Linked DNA regions of Homo sapiens: region 1 is linked to region 2. Evidence: chromatin contacts called from ENCODE Hi-C or POLR2A ChIA-PET data. All regions are on one chromosome and are shown on one strand. Each heading gives the region's core, a stretch centred on a gene start or an enhancer-like site at or near the end of the contact. The rest is flanking DNA. Distances are from core to core; before and after follow the strand shown. Region 1 has its middle 70 kb from the start of LINC02674. Region 2 holds the start of LINC02674 (long intergenic non-protein coding RNA 2674).

Region 1 (2,956 bases), core at 416-2,915, 70 kb after region 2:
TGCAAATTGTTCATTGCTCAATTAAACTCCTCTACATTTAATTTGGCTGAAGTTTTTCTTTTACCAGAAGATTTGGGAGAAGGGAGAAGGTGAGGGCAAAGTCCCCCAGCATGAGGCAGATAGAACATTCCAGAACTTGCCAAGATGGCAAAGGCTGGCTTTCCACAAAACTGTGAGGCGGCCTCTCCTCAGCATTCTCCACCGTGGCTGTCTGCTCCACCCTTTCTCTACCATCCCTGCTCTCAAGAAATGATTGCAGGCCCTTGGCTTAAATTTAGAAAAAAAGTTCCTACTGTGTACCTGTGAGGGATAGAGATGAGTAAGATGTGGTCTCTGTCCTAGGATGCTCACAGCCTCCTTAAACTGCCCCTCAGAACCGTCTGCATGACCCCTCAGAACCGTCTGCATGACCGTCTGTAAGGCCCACAAGGGGAATTATGGGAATTCAAGGAAGACCCCCATGGGAGGCAAGGGGAGGTGGCTTTCTGCAGATGGGGGCCTGGGGATAGGCTAAGGGAACCACCTGGGACAGGCAGTCCCCTGCCCCTTTCCAAAGAGCCTTGTCTTTCAAGCTAGATGTCTGGCAGGGGGAAAAAAGGAATTTTAGGAAGCAGGGAAGAGAAGGCTTTTGGAAGGCCAGGGTCCTTCAGGTGGAAGAAGAGCCTGTGCTCTTTGTAAACAGAGAACCCTATTCCCTCTGGTTAGGTATTTTCCTCCCCCCCTCCTGGGAGACCTGCACTGTGCTTTGAGGAAACCTGTCAGTACAGGACTCAGCCTTTTGGTGGACAAAACCAGAATGGATCCCTAGGTCTGGTCTCTAAAGACCTTTTGAAGTAAGTGGGACAAAAATGTCACCAAAGTGCCCATTGCTTCCTTCTAATGTCTTTGAAATGCTTCTCAAATCTCCTTCTTTGGCCTTTAAGGCAGACAGCCCTGCCAGTCACTCAGTCTGCCTATGCCTCAGTTGCCTTCTCTTACAACAAATCCACTAATCCTCCCCCCCCATTGTATGTTGTGGGAGCGAGGATCCCACGCAATCATACATGTGAATGTAATCATAATCCCACCAGCGAGTGTTTATTGAGAAGCAGCTGATGCAGAGACAGGGACCCTCTCGACAGCCCTACAGTCGAGTTCTCTTATCCTCCTGCTCTTCCAGATGAGGAAACCAAAGTTAGAGATTAGTCCCTCGACAAGTCACACAGCTCATATCGGTGACTTTGCAGAGCCTGCCCCCTTAGGCTCTGTGCTATCCTAGGTTGTATTTCCAGCTGTTATTCTAGTGCTGTGAGTTTTTGCTCATGCGTGGTGTGTCCGGGAAATTGATTGCTCCAGTCACTGGGGGCATTCTAAGAAGAGTTCCTAAACCCCACCCCTCCCCCGATCCCCAGGCCTCCTAGGTTCCATTTTACAGATGGGAAGGACATCACTGAGGGCAGGGGTGCAGAGAGAAGAGGGTAAACGAATTACTCCAGCCCCAGAAGGAGTGCTGGCAGCTTGGAATAGTTGCAGCGCAGACCGGGTTTCCACTCGGCTGCCTCAGCCACACTCCTAGAGCCCGGCTGATAATTGCTCATTATGTGCTTAATCTGGGCACAGCCGGGCCTGGCAGCAGAATTGCATCACATCAAAGAGAGCTCTTCAAAGCAGCAGAAAGCTGGCCCCTGGGGTAATTAGCAGAGGGCCTATTCTTTGCTGCTTGGGACAGTTGGAAGGTTTCGGGCAAGGTCCAAATTGCATGAAGCGAAGCTCTGAGTCGTCAATTCTCTGGTGAACTCAGACAGGCAAGGCTGATGACTCAAATCATGCCGTTTATTTATTTCTTCTTTTATAAACTGCTGAGACATTTTTTTTTTTCTGCCAGCCTGGCCCAGATGCCCTGATCAACTGATTGTCCTCTGCCTCCTGGAACACCATGTACCCTCTCTCTAGGCCGCCGTGTTCTAGGAGGAACCGAAAGAAAATATATTCACGCACATACACACATCACCACCATGACTCAAGAAGAAAACCTGGAAGAAGATGACAGAACCTTGCTTGTGCATAGAGGTGCTCTGAATCACATCACCATGACTCAGTTTCCCCAGTTACCTGAGCTGAGGGGCCCCAGGTGGCAGTCCTAGCTTGGGGAGTGTTGGTTCATCCATCAAAGTGGAACTTAAGGGGCAACAGGCCAGGTACAAGCCCTCTGAGAAAATCAAAGAACGTGACTGATTGCTTGGCATGACCTTCCTTCTCCCTCGCCCGGCTGGAGGGAGAGGCAAGATGATGTTATGTCTCTAATCCCATTTGCAGTCCTCTTTCGCACAGCCAGGTATCCCACTGGCATGGCGTGGAAGTGCAGAAAGTGCTAAGAGACGTTATAATGGAGTTTGGTACCTCTTTTTGATGGCCTGTGGGGCACTCAGGCTGACAGCCTGAGTGAGTTTGACATACGAGATGAACAGTGCTGAACTGGCCAGCGGTGTTCCAGAAAGCCACGGCAAGTCTGCGGCCGGGTGAACACTGATTCCAGGACTGCTTGGTGCAGACGGATGTGGATGGTTTTTCAGCCCGGCTTTAATAAATGGCAAAGTTTTCACTTGCTTGGAAGTTTGGATGAGAATTACTCTTACCCATCTCTTAGCCATATTTTAAAAATGGGCATCTTAAATAATGAGGTTATTGGAGTGGCAGCATTTCCCTGAGCCAGTGAGAGAGATGTTCTCAGATGTGGAACAAAACCCACCAGACTGGGGAGTTGAGTGGGGGCCATGGTAAACAGGGTTTTTATTTCATGGAAATAATACCATGTACTTTATATTGGCTGATAACGCAGACTTTAACATTGCCTTCATGCATAATTTCTGAGCATGGAATTTTTGGTATCAGTTATTTTGTCAATAGTGGGAAACAAATGATTAAGCAGACACTTCAAGATTTGGTAGAGAGAGTGGCCGTTATTATTCCCCAAAGA
Region 2 (2,753 bases), core at 50-2,549:
AATGGTAACAACAGTAAAGGCATTTTACTCCTTCCCTGACCTGTTTTCCTGGGTTATCAGGTTTTCTTATTTTACATTTTAATTATTCCCTGAACTAAATCTGCATTTCAGCTTGCTTTTTGTCAATCAGATTTTTAAAATTCTACCTTTTTATTCCTTCATCTTTTCTACTTTCAACCTTCTTTTCTGCCACTTCTCTTTATTTTCATTTGCAAAAGTTGCTGTAACAGGTTGTTACCCTCTCTGCACACAGCTTCCAATGTTACCAACCGGATTTTTGTATTTGCTGTTTTTCCTGACTGTTGAAGGGTTCTTACAGTTAGTAACTGGGTTCTTTTTAATACTCAAGCTTAATTGAACAGTTACATTTTGTTACTAAAAAGCCATGAATGCTAATGGAAACTACAGCTCACTCAAAGCATCAGTTTACTTTTACAGAAGTTGTTAAAAAACCAGCTCTGCTCCAAATTTGCTGAACACACCAGTTAACAGTGATGTAATTTTGGAGAACTGAATATTCTAAATACATTTTAAAACCTTGGTTTAAAAGCTAATCAGTCATATTTACACCACCGTATCTGAAAGGAGAGAAAATGAGAACAGAAGTAACTTTATTTGAGAAACAGTGTGATTTCTTTGGACATTTAAACAAGTCTCAAGTGGGTTAATTACAGTTTGTTCTGATTTTAACTCCAGCAACAGGAATTTTCATGGCATTTAGATAAGTTATCAACTGGGCTAGGTAACAGATAAAAGATTGCATTTTCTTTTCCAACATTTGGGAGGTACACTTGTACAATAAGTGCAACAATTTGAAAAATCGGTCTAGACTTCAACGAATGAAAATTATGCTTGTTAACTGTAGTGTCTGGAGTCCGAGCTGGGGTGTCAGTCTTGCCTATCCCTGGGCCACCGTCAAACAAAGCTGCTAATTCTAAAGCTTTAAGTTTCAAATTGAGAAATATTGTTCTAATATGGCAACAATGGGGCTGTTGTCCTTTCAAGAGCTCTGCGATTACAGGCTCGTTTTATGCAAAACAAATGGCAGGTAATTGTGATTTAATTCTTTTCAAGTAAATTACAGTGAGTGCGTGACACAAAGCTGCTGCGGACCCTCCTTTCTCTGTCAATAGTTGAATTAATGATGGCAGGAGTAAAAACAGCAATTGTGCACAGCGACTCTCCCCGGGTCCCCCACCCCAGCCAAGAGGGAACCTGCCAATCAGGCTGCGCCACCACCAGGCTAGGAAGCCTAGGGTCGCCGATGTTCCAGGATGGAATGTTCTGGTGTCACCGTGCGGGGGGGTGGGGGGTGTCACAGAGCTGGGAACTCGCTCAGAGCCAGGGTCTCTGCTGGGGTCAGCGTCTGTACGCTAAAGCCAGGGCGCAAAGTGCGTGGGCACTGCGGACACTAGAGGCTTATGGCGCTGGAAATACAAGGCCGAGTTGCCGGCGCAAAGAGTTCCCCGGGCGGGTTGGTGATGCGGCGCGCTTTGATAACAGGTTAATCCGGCCAACATTCGCTCCGCGAGAGAGCCATCGGAGGGCTCCGGGAGACTGCGGCGCCACGGAGGGAGAGGCGGCGAGAGGCCCCTCTGCGAGCACCCTCTGGGCGCAGTGCGGTGGGCTATGCTCTGCGCAGCCCCGGGCGCGCCTGGGTTCTCAGAGCCCAAGACCTGAGCCGCTCCGAGCGCAGGGCGCCAGTTCTCTTTCAGAAGCGGGAGAAGTTCAGGTGGGACAGGAGACACGGGGGTGAGGAGATCTTTGAGAGGGCCGGCCGGGAAAGTGGGGGTCGCCTGTGGCTGAGAGGGCCGCATGCCGAAGGTCCCGACCCCAGGCTCACGACAGGCAGCCTGGCACGCAGGAAGGGGCTTTGGGATAGAACGTAGCACCTGGCTGAGTGCTTAACAACGATTGAACTGACCTCTGAAGGACTGTGGGCCCTGACCACTTCCCCTTGTACTTGGAACAAAATCCAAACTCCTTCCTGAGGCCCATGGGAAATATGTTCTCGGGCTTTTGCCGGGGCGTCTGCTCTAAAGTGCTCTGGATTTGAAATGCCAGGATGGAATCCTGCCTGCCCTGTCCTTAAATGGTGACTTGGAGCAGATTCCTTAACCTCTCTGGCCTCCCAGCTGTAAATGGAGTTAACGGAACCCCACCTTCAAGGGCCCTTATGAGACTTCATGAGCTACTAATAGAGTGCTTAGAATGCGGCCTGGCACAAAGTACAGTGCCCAGTAAATATTAGCAGGGGTCACTCCACCTTAGCCATGTCCATCTTCTTCATTTTCCTGGACCTCCCTAACCGTGACCCTGCCACAGGACTTTTGCACTTGCAGGCAGAGCTCTTGCCCTGCCCGTCATGGCTTCTACTTCCGGCCTCAGCTCATCCTTTCTGGATGAGAGGATGAGACCATCAACCATCCCACCCTTCACTTTCATAAAGCTCTTTGTTTTCTTCCTAATATTTATCTTGATCTGAATGTTTGTTGCCATTTGCTTAGCGTTTATTGTCTGTCTTCTTCTCCCCAAAATGTAAGTTCCATGAGAATGGGGACCTTGTGTTTTTGTTCTCTGCAGGTGCCCAACACCTTGATCAGTGCCTGCTTTGTAGTAGGCATTCAAATACTGTGGACTGGATGAATGGAGTCACTTCCCTTCCAACCTGCACACCAACGTGGTTGAACTGCCTCCTTTCTAAGTGCCAAAGTCTGTTTTACAAGGCTGTAAGTGAAATCACTGACATGGAA

The links. Hi-C counts contacts between places; a loop is a spot of excess contacts on that map. ChIA-PET counts read pairs that join two places held with the same protein, here RNA polymerase II (POLR2A).
Region 1: a loop to region 2 is called in a map of sciatic nerve, with 14 times the contacts of the local background. The contact joins the enhancer-like site here to the promoter of LINC02674 in region 2. A Hi-C loop is called at or near these places in 1 of 168 maps with a recorded cell type or tissue (sciatic nerve). POLR2A ChIA-PET finds 5 or more read pairs at or near these places in 2 of 52 experiments (K562 and MCF 10A).

Annotation. Positions count from the first base shown.
Region 1 is chr10:117,802,971-117,805,926 of GRCh38, forward strand. No RefSeq gene overlaps it. Among named protein-coding and RNA genes, the nearest start is that of LINC02674, 70 kb to the left of the region's middle. Within about 2 kb of position 1,666, at least 2 of the 41 ENCODE cell types and tissues checked have a DNase peak (open chromatin) inside an H3K27ac peak, as active enhancers do.
Region 2 is chr10:117,733,620-117,736,372 of GRCh38, forward strand. It overlaps LINC02674 (long intergenic non-protein coding RNA 2674), which reads left to right and starts at 1,300. Exons shown (of 3, transcript NR_187475.1): 1 at 1,300-1,732; 2 at 2,584-2,729.